2 separate regions of the Homo sapiens genome follow, and region 1 is linked to region 2. A link is a loop called in an ENCODE intact Hi-C map of the cell type or tissue named here. Cell type or tissue: mammary epithelial cell. All regions are shown on one strand.

Region 1 (8,000 bases), 490 kb after region 2:
TATAATGTCAATCTCATAATGCAATAAATGGAAAACCAGGGCATTAGGATTAAAAGATGATAAAATGAGTTTCTCTCTGACTTTTATTTTCATATATGCTTTGGAAATATTGGGGGTTTTGACAACTGATAGCATTCCATGTATCATTCTATATATTCTTTAAAATGTCTAATTTGGTGGTAAAATTGCTTTAATAGAAATGCAATCTCTTTTTGTTATAATAGCTTTTTCTTTAGCCTAATGAAGAAAGCATAAGAGTGCTTGATCCCTATACGTAATGCTTTCAGGAAAGAGGCCAAGCTAGACCACTGAATCCATTCTTTATAAATGAGCTTTTCAACAGAAAAAATAAAAATGGACCCTGGAAGGATCAACTTAGTGATTCTGAGTTATGCCTCTCCATGAGTTAATTCCTTCATCTGACTTTTATTGATTGCTTGATAGTAATAAGAAAAAGAATAACATGAATACTTTACTATGTACCAGTCAGTGAGGTATTTTACATTCACTGTATTATTTAATTCTCACCACAATTCTATGAGGTGGAGCTTATTCCTCTCTTTCTCTTTGTTTGAAAAGGAAAATGAGCAGTTGAGTAGCTTAAAGTTACCCAAGTTTGCCCAGCTAGCTAAGAGCCAAAGAGTAAAAAAAGGGAGGAGTATGGCGCCAGACTGCTGGGGTGAAATCCTACCAGTTCTGTCCGTTTAGAATCTATCTGCCCATGGGCAAGCAATCTTTTTATGTTTCAGCTTCTAAATCTGTCAAATGTGTATAATAACAGTGGCTACTTCATAGGATTATTGTGAAGATTAAATGAATTAACAAATGTACAGAACTCAGAACAGTTTCAATACCTATAAAGTAGTAAACACTAATAATATAAGGGAGTTAGATACTATTCCTACCTCTATAATGTACCAAAGACCAGCACAATCTTAGGTAGCATTAGGAACAGGTGTGTCCCCGTTAGCGATAAAAATGAAAAGCTGAAATATACAGCCATATCTTCATAAAGGTGGGGCAGTGGAGCATACAGGTAGACATATTGTGGGCTGAATAGTCAAAGTTTCAGGGAGAAATGAGCAACAGCATAGAATTGCTAAACCTTTCCATTAGCTTCATTGTGGGATGCCAAGGTAAGAAAATAGCAGTCATGTATATGCTGAAGATCTTTAAATAAAATTTTCATATTCTCCCTAAGAACACATACAGTGATAGAGCTGGGTATTCTGATGATCAGACTAAGATATCAAAAGTTAAAGACCCTACATTACAGAACTATTTGGTGTCAGAAGTAGCAAATATTTTAGTAATAAATAGCACCGAAGAGAACACTTAGGGCTTAGGGCTTGAGAATTTCAGTTATACTAGAAGCATTTGTCTAGTCTGATTAATATTGATTTTTATTCTGTCTTGCTACATGATAAGTATTTACTACTGTACAAGAATGTACTACTTATTTCCCCTAATGAAGAGCCCTTTTCCAAACTGGGTGGATGTGACAGCAAATACTGTCAGCATTAGGATATGTGATATTCTTCCACATAGATTTGACCTAAGACTATAGGGAATTATTAAAATACAAAGGTAATTATTTAATTACCTTTTAATCATTTAATTATATCAAGCCTCAGCATACTAAGATTGTAAATTTTTTCCCCAATTTTCTTGAGTAAAATAATATCCTTTCTGTGCTCTTGCAATTGAATAAAAAGTGGTCATAGAGATGATAACTGTTGAATAACTCCTTCGTTCTAGCTCATAGAGATAATGCTTTTACTCCTAGAGCCTGACTTGGTCATCTCCTCCACTTTCCAGGCAATGATGCCCTAAAAAGATTAACCCCATCTCTGGGGTTGCAGCCAATTCTTTCAATGGATGCCAAAAGTTCACCAAAAAATTCAATTGTCAAATTGTGTCCCTAATGGAATAAGATTTTTGTTTACTTTAGATTATGCAGTTGAGAAAGTTGTGTCTAAGTACACTGGCAGAATATAAAGTGTCATTAAGACTTGGTGTCACTGCTTCCTGCTTTGCTACATAAAATGTATTCTTCATTACAAAGCGCTCTCACATTTTCAGTATGCGGTTTTTCACAGTAATTTTCTAATAGGAGGTATAATAAAGGCCAAATCAATTTTGTTACAGCAGCAGAAACTAACACCAGTTATCCTCTCAGAGTTAGTAAACTACATGCGCCAAATCCGTTTTTCACCCTTCCCTGGTAACAGTATACTTCACATGCAAATTAACAAATTAGGCAGTTTTCACAGATTCCATTTCCTCAGATTTAAAGCTTGATAAAACAGTACATGATATTCACATTAAGATACACAGGCAATGAAGTCTACGATGATAGGATGTTTTTGTGTTTATTTGCTCTCACAATTGTTTTATTTATTTTTATTTGTTTTTCAATTTTGTTCCTTCTATATATTTGCCCTGATAATTGTAGGTAAATTGAAATAATGGACTATGAAATTCAATAACCTTATCTGAAGCCAGTTACCTCCAAAGTGACACCAGTAAAATTACTTATCTTATTACTAGATAGGATGTCTAATTACTCAAAATAATAGGATGAAGCTGGGTACGGTGGCTCATACTTGCAATCCCAGCTATTTGGGAGGCTGAGGTGGGAGGATCACTTAGCCCTGGGGTCTGAGGCTACAGTGAGTTATGATCACGCCACTGCACTCCAGCCTGGGCAATAGAGGAAGACTCTGAGACTACTACTACTACTACTACTAATAAACAATGAGATGATATTAGTAAACTATCTTTATCAGTACTGAGTGTGGAGAGAATTGTTGTCAGCAAGGCTTCCAAAGAACCCTTGAACCCAGCATTTAAGCATCACTAAGAGTTGACCACGGGGTTAGTGTGGATTGAAGGATGGGGAAAGGGCATTGTAGTCACAGGGAATATGAAAAGCCCAAGGCATTGACTACCTTAATGCTGTCATGGCACATTATGATAATTTTATGTACTTATCTATGGCAGCATAAAAGTATAAAGGTTGAACATTGTATAACACCTCAGAAATCTAAGCTCTTCAAGAAACTGTGAAACCACAGCAAAAATTTTGGTAGAAGATCAAATATATGTTTGTGAAGATCAGATGGGCAGTACTGTAGTAAGTGGGCTGGGAGAGAATATCAAGACTATTCAGAAGGTCATTGCTTTAATTTGGGGAGAAATTAGGAGAATTTGAACTAAGGAAGTGCAGTGAAGATGGAGAGAGAATTTAGATTCTTAGAGAGTAGAATTTGTGGAACTTGGTAACGAATTGATGGATTGGTCTTCACAGGTGAGAGAAAAGGACACAGCATCCTCTTGATTTATTGGATAGCCTTGGTAAGGATAAACAAGCAAAGTTAATTCTATAATATACAGGTTGATTTTGGGGTACCTACGGACCATCTGGGAAAACCGTTTAGTAAGCATCATGTATTATGAGTCCAGAGTCTGGGTGGAGTCTGGTTTACAGACTCTCTTTCTCTCCCAGAGAAAGAGAGAGGAGGGTTAGAAGAGAGGAGGACTGGGTATAGAGGTATAGGGAATGACAACTTTTAATAAGATGAATAGCTAGGAGTAGCTGCCAGAAAGCTAACAGGAATGCCCTGAGAGAACAATATCACAGAATATGACAGCTGGAATAGTGTCAAGAAGGAGGAAGTGATCTAGGTGGAAATGAAACAATTTATTTTTAAACATTACTAATTTTAAAGAGAAAGTTGATATATTAACCTGCAACTCTATTTATATCTCTAATGGCCTGCCCTTTCAAGAAAGGAAATTTCAGTTACTTTCTTGAACAGTAATTTGCATCAAATAGGACATCCTTGTTTTTAAAGAAGTATTAATCTTTTATTTTAATAAAAATGAGTGTTGTTCTACTAGGCTAAGCATAAATTGTCAATCACACTGAAATTATATGGGTAACCTTTATCTATATATTTTATTTATTTTAGCATACCCACTTCTTACTTCAAGTACACTTATATTAAAGATGTTAAATGTATAAATTTAAAAAAGTAATAGAAGAATTTATTTTACAGATTCTTAAATTCTAAACTAAATCATTTTTCAGTTTGCAGCATAGTGTGTGACGTAGCAACACCTAATGGCCAGGTATGATATTACAGCCTAGCTATGTTAGACACTGTAAAGCCCCTGACAAAAGAAGGTGTGTAATACAGTCTTGGGGTATGAAACTCAAGAAAGTATCTAAACATACTTAAAATTTCCTTGGTCTGAGTTGTGACAGCAGAGAGAAGACCTCAGCATTGACGATATCCTGGAAAAGCATGGGTAAATACAAACATTAAAAGTCTTCACCAAAAACAAACATAATTCTTATGTTGGGGAGGGCTATATTTGGTTTACACTTGATGGGATCTAGCTAGAGAGTACTAGAAAGAAGACAATCTTTAATAAACACCCTTCTGCAGTAGACATAACACTGCACTTATCTCCAAACCAGGATTTATCCCGAAGATGTCCCTGAGACATGAAAGGTGTTGAGATAGACACTCTTATGTCTCATTATTCCTTCCACAGAGGGTTACATTTTTACTCCCATGACAGAGATTTGTATCCTTCAGGGCTAAATGTTGACTACATTAGTGGAAAGAATCAGAGGGCTGAATAAGAACATCAGCCACTTGTCAGGTAGGGAACATCAATAGTCTACAGAGGCTAGATTACATTATCTAATGGTCCTTAGCTTCTTTTCATAGTCCCCTTTGCGTATTAGAAAAACATTATGGATTCTTTCTCCACAAAAATACACATACTCATAATTAAAATTCTGTACATAATTTTTAGGTAATCTCAGGACTGTACCTTAGAAGTTGAGCTCTACATGTGCTTCATGAATACTGTGTAACTGCACGTGGATTCTCCAAGAACATGGAAACATAAGGTTTGTTTTCTAGACATTGTCTTTACCATTAACCCTGATAGCATACAGTTAAGCTGTAAAAGTGATGACATATCCACATTCTTAAAACACTTACAGTGCTATCTACCTGTTTAATTTTAACAATGTTAAAAGGGGGTGTTAGGCCAGGCACGGTGGCTCACGCCTGTAATCCCAGCACTTTGGGAGGCTGAGGCGGGCAGATCATGAGGTCAGGAGATTGAGACCATCCTGGCCAACAAGATGAACCCCTCCCTCTACTAAAACACAAAAAATTAGCCGGGCTTGGTGGTGGGCGCCTGTAGTCCCAGCTACTTGGGAGGCTGAGGCAGGGGAATCACTTGAACCCAGGAGGCGGAAACTGCAGTGAGCTGAGATCATGCCTCTGCACTCCAGCCTGGCAACAGAGCAAGACTCCATCAAAAAAAAAAAAAAAAAAAAAAAAAAAAAAAAAAAAAAAAAAGAGGTGTTAATAATGATATAACAACACACGTTCCTTCTTTTGGCTGAAAGTTTCAAAGTGCTTCATAAAGTTGTATTATATTTTACATGGGAGATATTTGGGGCACAGACATTCAAAGACATATTTAACTCACAAGCACAGAACAGATTTCAGCAGCTCTATCTAATTAAATCTCATCACAGAGAAGGAAGAAAAGGATTCTGTAGAACGTTACTACTCCTTCATATTTTTGTTTGTTTGTTTCACCCAGAATCAAACTATCTCCAGTTAGCTATATGGACAAATTCAGCAATATGTGGTCATGTGCACGAGTGTTGTTATCATCACATTGATAAAATTTTGGGACAGGCCAGCGATGAGGAACACACATGGATACTACTGCTTTGTTTTTTGTAAGAGCTGGCGTGAATGTTCAGGGAATTGGGGACTTAATAAAGTGCTGGTCCTCAACAGATATGCATCCCAACACCCTCCACCAGCTACACCTAACCTGTATTACTGTGCTTCATCTTCTTTCCCAAGACACAAGACTTTGACCTGGAGTGGTCACTCCAACATAATACACCCCAACTACCTAACAGATGTAAATAAAAAGACTGGCAGAGTATGCTCTGTTTCTCCAGACCACTCTTCCTGACTAGGCAAAGTATAAATTTCTTGGATGAATCCACTATAACTTTCATAATACATTTATCTTTGTGCATTTATGTTTTCAAAATATGTTTTCAAATGAATAGGTGTTGAAAAGAAAAAGTCCTAAGGTGATCAAAGACTGGTATGGCTTCTCCAGCCTTCCCTCCAGTCTTATCAATAAATCATTTGCAGTAAAATGGAAAATATAACAAGTCTGAGAAAGAGATGGTATTCAATTTCTAAGGATCCTTCTGCAGCACAATTTTAACAATAACAAGCAGGATATTTTCCTGTTCACCATTTCATTCAAGCACTCTGCACCAAATTTAATGGTTACCGACGCTTTATCACAAGGATATTTGCACCTATTTACAGAGGTTTACTTCTGAAGTTTCATTAATTGTCAAAGAAGTACACCTCGCTCTTGGAAATCTGTACTCATTTACCAGGAGTCAACACTGACTTAATTTATGTTTTTAGATTAGATAGTGATAAACCCCACAAAAATGGTTTTCTTGACTTGTAATCATATTTGAAATTACCACCTTCCTTGTTTGTAATTTCTGATTTTGCTATTTTGAGGTTTACTTGAGGCCAACTCTTGACTTATCTCAAAAGTATAATAAAATGATACAGTGATAGTCCTAGCTTCAAAGTACACTTAAGGATAAAAAGACATCAAGTTTGCAACCACTGTTAAGTTATTAAGAGAAAAATGCATGCATGCCTGCATTTGTGCATATACATTCATATGGGCGGGGGGAGAGAGAGAGAGAGGGAAAGAGAGAGAGGAAGAGAGAGAAAGAGAGAGAGAATGCTACAGCTAATTCAGAAAAAATGTTACTATCTGAGGAATCTGGGCGGAAGGTATAAGGAAATTCTTTGTGCTATTTTTTGTAGCTTTTACTGTAAGTCTAAAATTATTTCATAATACAAACTTTAAAAAAATCTAAGTTTTGAGGTTAAAAAGACATAAATAAGAAAATGAATCAAAGAATATACTCTCAGACACAATTACTATTTCCTTCAATCTTGTAAATCAACAATCAATACTCAAACACTTTTATTGTTTAATGTGGCTGGTCTATTGGCAACATATATTACAAAAACTATCATCTCTAAACTATATTAATGTTTTAGCTACAGTTATCATCAATTATTTAAGACCTACTTCCTAAGCAGATTGTTAGGCTAGAAAGCAAGATTTTCAGAGAAGGTAGGGAGAACTATGGAAAGGGAACAAAAAATAATTTTACACTAGTAAGAGAATGCTTTCTGAGTGGTCTAGAAACCCTGAGTGTATGTATTTAAGAGAGTATTCTTCTCTTTAGTGCCTATACACCAGAAATGGTATGGCCAAAAGAGGCAGCTTTCCCCCAGTGTATGTATATCAGCAAAATAAAGGAACAAGTTATTGAAATATTGGCCCAGCTAGACTTTCTTCCATTAACAATCAGTTGAGACACATTTTTAAAGCAACAGCTTAAATGAATGGCTGTGTGTCTGTAATAATTTTGACTTAAAATGTCAACTGGATTTGAGATGCCATGTGCATTTAATCAATGTCTCTATATTGTAAAATAAATATACTTCAGCGTGACTGCTGTGCCAGCCATAAATCATAATTCACAAAGAGAAGAACATCTTATCCTCTCTATTGATAGTTGTTAATGACAATGCTGATTAAAATGGCATCTGCCTGCCATATTATTGTTAAACAGTCTATTAGAATTTCTATTACATCCTATAACCTACCACTATTTCCCTATGTGCTGATACGTCTCTTATGGAATAAAACATGATAGACAGTTAGATTTAGAGTTTAACACTTAAAATGCAAAACTGAAGAGCAGAGCTCACTAGTACATTCTAACACATATTATTTCCAAAATTAAGAGGGTTCCTTCCAGCAGAGATTCCAGTGATCAAGGTAGTGTTCAAGGACTTGTTCCTCTCTTTTAGAATTAATATTTGAGTCTC
Region 2 (8,000 bases):
AAGTTCATCCGTAGGTTTGAGGTAGGAGCTCACCTTCCCAGTCTCCTTTGCAGCTGCAATGCAGATATGTGACCTGGGCTCTACCACTCAGATATGCTGGTAGGAGCATAGGAACCTACTGTCTTGCTTCCTAATGCCAACCTGTCTTACGGGGCCAGGAGATGATTACTCTTTGTTCAGCTGATCGCTTTTCCTTACATTCCACACCATGGGGCCAGAATACCAAGTTACCCTTTTTTTTTTAGGATGAATTTGAGTAATGAAGGGGATTGTAGGGTGGGACAACTGTCGTTAGAGTCTTAGACACTGGAAGATAATTTTGGGGAGTTGTAGAAGCTAGGAAAAACACTCGCAGTAGAAGATCTGTCTTTTGTAGGTATCAATGCCATTTGGAAATAGAAAAATAGGGGACTTTAGTAAGGAAAATAATTTAAGGTAACTGAAGATTGTTTCCAAGTCAGAAGCAAGAATTGGGCTCTGACTCTAGAAATCTGGGATAATGCTGTTTTTGTCAAGGTGCATTCAGATAAATGTAAAATCATGGCAATTATTTCAAACAGTGGGGAATTTAATAGAGGGATTTGGATATAGGTATTATATATGGGAATAACTTGTCTGAGCTTAGAATCAGCTGCTCTCTTTAGACAGGACATGTCCTTTCCTGTGTGCCACAGGCCCTACCTGGCCCATTGACTTAGTAGTAGACTGGGCTGGTCTCTGAGTGTGGGATCATTATTATAGAAGAGTTTGTACTTGGAGAATCAAGACATGTTTCTTTGATTAATGTGTTTCACTTTTTTTTTTTTTTTAAATAGGTGAACTAGATTTTTGGTAACCATTGATGAGTGGCTCCCCTAATTTTTAGACCTATATTTGATACTCCTTAAGAACAAATCCAAGGTCCTCTCTGGTTCTCAGGCTATATTCTTCCCTAAGAAATCCCATTCACACAGTTATGTCAATTACGCAAGGACTCTTCATGACTTCAGCCCAGTCCTGGATTCTAAGTTCCAGATCCGTTAATATGCAACTGCCTCATGGATGCCCCAAAGGCAACTTATTTAACACATTTGAGACTGAACTTGCGATGTCCCTACAAAATCTGGTTTTCTTTCAACATTCTCTCAGGGATGGACACCACTGTCTATCCAGAGGCTCAAATGACAAACCCAGGAGTCGTCTACGACCCCATTGCATTTCCCCATATCCAATCTATTGCCAAATTCCCTCTATTTTTACCTCCTAGATATCTTCTGGATCTGTCCTTTTTTTCCTGTATCTCCACCCCTAATTCCCTTGTCTAAACTACCATCAACTCTTTCTTGAATTACTAAAACTGCCTCTGACCTAGTCTGTCTGCTCCTGTTTGATCCCCATAGACTGTAAGATCCTGGGGGTACTGGCCATGTCTGCCACTGTGCTAAGTATTGTGGGAAATATTTGCTGAGTGCACACAGCAAGCACTCAGAAAATGTTTCCCACAATACTTAGCACAGTGTTTTGCACATAGTAGGTGCTTAATAAATACTAGATATTTGTAAATACTAAATATTAATTGAGTAAATTAAGTTTCAAAATGGACTGATAATCAGTTTTCAAACCATCTAAAAGTACTAAAAAAGGTCTGTAACCCTCTATTTTTCATGGGCTATAAGGGAATACTTTTCAGGGTTTTTAGATGCAAGTGACAGAAGCTGAGTCTGGCTAATTTTGCAGAGAAAGTGTTTGTTAAAAAGAGTTTGTAAAATCATTTTAAGAGCTGGAGAACCAGGTAAGAGGTTAAACTTCCAGAAACATGCCTACGACTGTGCTGTCAAACTGGTTTGATGGGGAAGCTTCTGCTGCCACCATCACGACATTGACACTATAATTTGCTGTGTTCAACTTCTGCACCAGAAATCAGACTTGTTGCTTTCACCAGAGCATCTGATTAGTAGATTCCAGGTCACATGTCTGCCTTGCCCCTGCAAAGGAAACTAGGAAAGTGAGCTCCTCCCCAAACATAAGAAGCATACCTGAAAGTTGTCAGGCAGCCACCAACATGAGCAATGTCCTCCACAAATGGACATTCATAAAGTCTTCATGTGCTCCTAGCTCATAATTATGCCTCTGGGTACTGGCATGTGCACAGTAAATGGAGTTATGGAGATAAATGATAAGATAAATGAGTACTCTAAACTCTCCCTACCTTTGCAGCTGATTTTGCATTTCACCATTAGATGCTTTGGTTTAACCATCTAGAAAATTAATGTAATACCATCTTCCAAATGCTAAGAATCAGCAGTAATAGTAATGTATTTTGAGGTCCTTGGATAAAAAGCAGTCTAAAGATTCACTGTATCATTATTTAAAATAGATGATTTCTAATGAAAATGCTAAGTTCAAAGGGCTTGATGGCTTCTCAGGATGCAAAATGGGCAATGCCTGGTATATTAGCTTAATAAACCAGTCCCAGGGATGCTTGGCTGACTTTCCTTCCCACTCCTCTGTGGGCATTAGAAGGCAGAAATATGCAGGCTTGGTAATAGCTGTAATCAGTCACAACAAGTGAGCTTATTATATTGGCTGCTTGCACAGTCGGAGCCTTCCAAAGCTAATCACAGCCCTTTTGCAAAGTTCATTGGGTTGGACTTTCTAATACATCCTTATCCCAGCTATGTTGAGAGACAGAGAAACTGAAGATGAGGCCCCTGATAGCACCAATTACCCATGTGTTATACAGCGTGAGAGAATCACATGTGAAAAACACCAATCTCTTTCCTTTTAGTCGTGGGATCTGCAATATTTCCAGCAGGGTAGTATCAGCAATTGATTTCCTGTTACAGCTCTCCTTTTTTTTCTAGTTCTTTTTTCCCTTAAGTGCAGTAGACTTAGCTCTCTTCTTCCCTACTGCTGTCAGTCAGTTCTTTGTCACTGCCTTTTCTGCCAAAAAGGGCTAGCCCCAGCCTTTTAATCGCTCTTAGTCTCTTGCAAGCTGCTACTTCTTTCATGCATTGCTCTCCACCATGGAAACACCTTCATGGATCCTCATCCTCTCATTAGCCCTCCTTCTTTTGTCTCCCATTGATTTGTCAAGTCTCAGAACTCCTGCACACATAGTGAACTTCCAAGGATTTGCAAGATAAGGTCACGATGTGTCTATGTGTCTCTTCTGTTTCTGGTCTGCCGCAAACCTTTGTCACTTTCTCTTTTCCCTTTCCTCTCATCAGCTGGCACAGATGCTTCTGCCCTTCCTGTAATAGACCATGGTTCTGCAAACAAATGGACTCCCATAACATGGGCTCCCATAAGGTGCTTTACATGGAGTGTGGCAGGTTCTCTTTGTCGTTCAATAAAATGGGCCTGTGGAGAAACAAATGCATCAGGCCCCTGCATCATGTTGCACCGGTTGTGCCAAACTCAGCCTAGGGATAATTTAGACAATACACCTAAGCTAATTTGACGGCAAGCTTATTTGGAGGAAAAACGAAAAGCATTAGGAGTTCTTTTTTGGAGCAGTCATTAGATGCAGATTCTCAAAAAGGTTTTTCAGAGCTGAGTCTGGCCCCTGATCAGCCAGCGATTGACTATGACAAGAGAGGGAAAGGCACAAACATCTCCTCAGATGGCATATAAATTATAGTGGGGTGGCCATAGACTGAGAGGATGTTGGAGGGAGATTGAGTATTTTTTAAAATATCTTTTGTCAGCCCGATTTATTTTTGTCTTTCTTCATAAGACGTGAGAGTTTTGCATCAGCGCATCTAAATGAAATAATTTGCTAAAGGTCAAATGCAATTCCCTCCAGCCAGCTTTCATTTACCTTCTAATTAATAACTAAATGCTCACACATACATTAGCCCGAGTCTCATGCATAAAATAATAACTACCATTTATTGAACACCTATTACATCCCAGGCATTTTGCATGTATTACTCAAATTCTTACAACCCCACAAGGTAAGAATACCTCTTTAATAGAGGAGGAAAATGATGCTTAGAGAGGCTAAGTAATTTGCCCTTGGTCATGTAAATTACTGTCTAAAGCCAAATGCTCCATGCTTTTTCATGCCATGCTGTAAGGCAGCTGCTTCCTGCAAGGGTTGGATGCCTTGTGCCATCTATTGTTGCTGATGAATGGAGAAATGAGAGGTTGGTATAGCAGTATCTTACTTCCCAAGTCAAACACCTCTCCATGGGAGGAAGCTGTGTCACCCAGAGCTCCTATTCCTTGATGGTTGTCATGATATGTATTTGGGAGGGGGCAAAATGCTGTCTGGTACAGACTTCCTTTTCATTCAATTCCATTTCCTTCCCACATCCTCCCACATGAGGGAGAGGTTGCAATGGAATCAGAAGAACATACATAGAATGAGTAAGGCAGGTTTGGACATGCCTTACCTGGAGAGATGTGCAAGTGGGGCAAAACAGATTTGCAGCCAAATGGTGACTTCTTAAATCAAGCATAACAAATTGGCTTGAGGTTAATTATCAGCCCATTACTTCCAGCGAGAAGCAGGAAGAATAGAAAAGTAGGTAAAATGTGTTTCTGTGGCTTTCCAACCTTCCTCCTGTGTCCTGTTTCTATGTGTCCTAGACTCTGAAACTTTATAATAAATTAGTCATTATACAAATCCACTGCTTATTTTTCTCCCACATTACTTTTAGTATGAATTTGTGAACATCATTCAAACCTATTTTAATTTTCTTAATATTTTAAATTTGAATAAGCCAGGTAAGCTTTGAAACATTTATAGAGTGTTATTTGACAACATCACAGTTAAATGACAAAATCACTACACTGATTTCTCGGTTCTCCTTTCCATTATGCCTGTAATTTGGTAAATTTCCAGTAGGTGGCGCTTCGTTGCTACAGCTGCAGAGATCCGGGACAGTACCTGGAACATATTTAACGAGAGTAACTTCTCAAAAGTGAGGTGTGAATCACTTGCATTAAATTATCCAGGCCCTATTACCTTTACTTTGTTAAAACACAGATTCCTGAACCCCAACCCCATACCCAATGAATTTGACTATCTGGGATTAGGAATCTCCATTTTTAAAAGACTTCCTTGGTAATTCTGATGCAGATAAAGTTTTGAGAATCACTTGTTTTGAGAAAAACAGAAATGCAAATTAAAGATAACTATAGGGTGGCTCACTCCTGTAATCCCAGCACTTTCGGAGGCCGAGGTGGGCGGATCACCTGAGGTCAGGAATTCCAGACCAGCCTGGCCAACATGGTGAAACCCCGTCTCTACTAAAAATACAAAAATTAGCCAGGCATGGGTTGGCAGGTGCCTGTAATCCCAGCTACTTGGGAGGCTGGGGCAGGAGAATCGTTTGAACCTGGGAGGTGGAGGTTGTAGTGAGCCGAGATTGTGCCATTGCACTCCAGGCTGGGTGACAAGAGCGAGACTTAGTCCCCCCCCCCAAAAAAATCTAAATATAAAATAGTAAGAACAGTATAGAAAGTAATACTCAACGTAGAACAACATACAAAGAAATACTCTACCAAAAAATCTGTCTTCAGGTTAAGTTCTTTATCCCAGTAGACTTTGATTATTATCAATCATTGTTTAAAAGTAACTCTACTTTTCCTTTAAGTAAAGGTCCAGATTTTCAATTCCTGTTAATGTTGAAAATCCCCAATCCCTTGGTCTCTTCTTATAAGCTACTGGCAGACTTTCTCATCCTGCAGCTTTTTTTGGAAATCTTTAATACTTTGACCTTCTTGTAATGTCTTATCACCTGGCCAAGTTTCAGCTAATCTCTTTCCTAAGAAAGTATGACTTTATCAATTCCATAAAAGTCTCCAAATCACCTTTTTGCTTCCTGTATTTCATTGCTTTGAAAGAGGAAAGAGAAAAAAAATAAAAGATCGAATGGCAATTTGCATAAAATTAAGATTTTCTTCAATATGGAAAATGTCCTTTTGGCAACCAACCCACACTTTCCCTCTACAACTGGTTTCTCCAGATGTGGCAGAGGAAGTATTTTTGCTTAGATGGATGATTATTCTTCAACTAAATTAGCAACTACACAAATCCCAGCTGCTTTTATTTTCTTCTACACTACTTTGGGTATTGAATTTGCAAAAATCAGTCAAACTTCTTTTCTTTTTCTTAATATTTTAAATTTCAACAAGCCAAACAAGCTTTAAAGTATTTATTGAGTAGTTACTTGACAACATCACACAAACACATTTAAGCACTTCAAGGGCAATATATTAAGCTGATCTGCAAAATATTCCCTTTTATTGCATTCAAGTCATTTTGTTTTCACTTTCCAAGTCTTGATGAGGAAATCTGATATTGGTTTGGTTTCATCTTTGGCTCCTGCCTCCTGGGAATAGGATTTCTAGCAATTATCACAAAGTGTCATTAGAATAAAAAACATTTGAATATTTTATTGGTGAGCTGCAGGGAGAGGTTGAATTGTCATAATGAGATATTACTTGCATAACATGGCTATTAAGGATTAAGGGTGTTTATCAATTGACTGATGAATCATTCATTCATTCATTTGCCATTTCAACAAACATATATTAAAGACCCATCTTGTGCCTTGTAGTGTTTTTTGGTTCTGAGACAGAAAGATCTGAAATTGGCTTTCTCATCAAAGTAGACACCACAATTTGGTAGAAGATAAATGCAGGACAAGATAGATAGTACAGATATGTGTACAGTACTCTTGTATAGATACTTGTTCTTGGTGTCTTAGACAACTTAGAAGGGGGAAAGTTCCCAGGGAATGTTGGGGTTTAATTCCACCTTCATACAATTTCTACGGCCAATTTGAGCCAAGGCCTGGAGTCTTTTCCTCAGCCCAGGAATGTGAACATCTGCCTCTGATCTTGATCTTCTGTGACTCTAGATTATTTTCTTGACTTATCTGTACTCTTGGAAGTAATTCCTCCCTCACTCTTCTTAACTGCCTCAGCCTCTTGCATCACTTGGAGATCTTGTGGGTAAGTCCCTAGGAAATTGTTTCCAAGAGCTGTCAAGTTGCCATCATCTTAGAAATGTTGTTTCCAAAGAATAGAGAATTCAGGGCCATACTGAACACTAATGCAGGCCTCAAGCAATGGTGAGCCTAGCATTCATCTGACTTGATGGCACAAAAGAATTCATAGCCATATTTACCAAAATAAAAATCTGCAGCCCTTACTTCTAAATTATCCCCATTGTGTTCTGGAGGGTAGAAGATTTTGTTGAGTGGAACGGCTAAGATGATGTACTACATTTTAGCCAATGATCTTTACTATATGGATCATTTACTTGAAAAGCGAGGCTTCTCTTCTTTGTGATTAACGGTTGAGAGTATGGTCTTTGGCGCTAGAATGTCTGTGTTCAAATCTGGCTCCTTCCTTTACTTACAGGGCAGTGTTTGGCAAGTTACTTCTCCTTTTTGGACTTCTCCTGATCTATAGAATGCAAAAAGCAGTAGAATCTGCCTTGCAGGAATCGTGAGGATTAAATGAATAATTCATTTAATACATTGTAGGTACTCAATACATGCAAACTATTATTGATTTGATTATTTGTGGTTCAGGAGTGATATGGTTTGGCTCTGTGTCCCCACCCAAATCTCATGTTGAATTGTGATCCCAAGTGTTTGAGGTGGGGCCTGGTGGGAGGTGATTGGATCATGGGGGTGGCTTCTAATGGCTTAGTACCATCCCCTGAATGCTTTCTTGTAATAGAGTCCTCACGAGATCTGGTTGTTTTAAAATGTGTGGCACCTCCTACTTCTCTCTGTCTTCCTCCTGCTCCCACCACGTAAGACATACTGGTTTTCCCTTCGCCTTCCCCCATGATTGTAAGTTTCCTAAGGCCTCCCCATCCATTGCCTCCTATACAGCCTGCGCAACTGTGAGTCAATTAATCTCTCTCTCTTTTTTTTTTTTTTTAATAAATTACCCAGTCTCGGGTAGTTCTTTATAGCGGTGTGAGAACACACTAATACAAGGTGCCTCCCATTTCTCTGAGTGGCACCATTGTGGAGACACACAAGTGGGTC

The links. Peaks named below come from ENCODE experiments on the same cell type or tissue, not always from the same donor. Only the 100,000 strongest peaks of a DNase experiment are listed, where the experiment ranks them.
Region 1: a loop joins it to region 2, with 7 times the contacts of the local background. A loop is called at or near these places in 2 of 110 quality-filtered maps.

What each region holds. Positions count from the first base shown.
Region 1 is chr2:205,320,277-205,328,276 of GRCh38, reverse strand. All of the region lies in intron 18 of PARD3B (par-3 family cell polarity regulator beta), which reads right to left. Among named protein-coding and RNA genes, the nearest start is that of NRP2, 360 kb to the left of the region's middle. In mammary epithelial cell, a CTCF peak has its summit at 4,136; no DNase peak of the experiment used is centred here; H3K27me3 peaks cover 120 bases.
Region 2 is chr2:205,810,547-205,818,546 of GRCh38, reverse strand. The region is part of intron 3 of LOC105373847 (a long non-coding RNA gene); the gene reads left to right. Among named protein-coding and RNA genes, the nearest start is that of NRP2, 130 kb to the right of the region's middle. In mammary epithelial cell, CTCF peaks have their summits at 4,304 and 4,826 (motif pointing right); a DNase peak (open chromatin) is centred at 4,356; H3K27ac peaks cover 361 bases.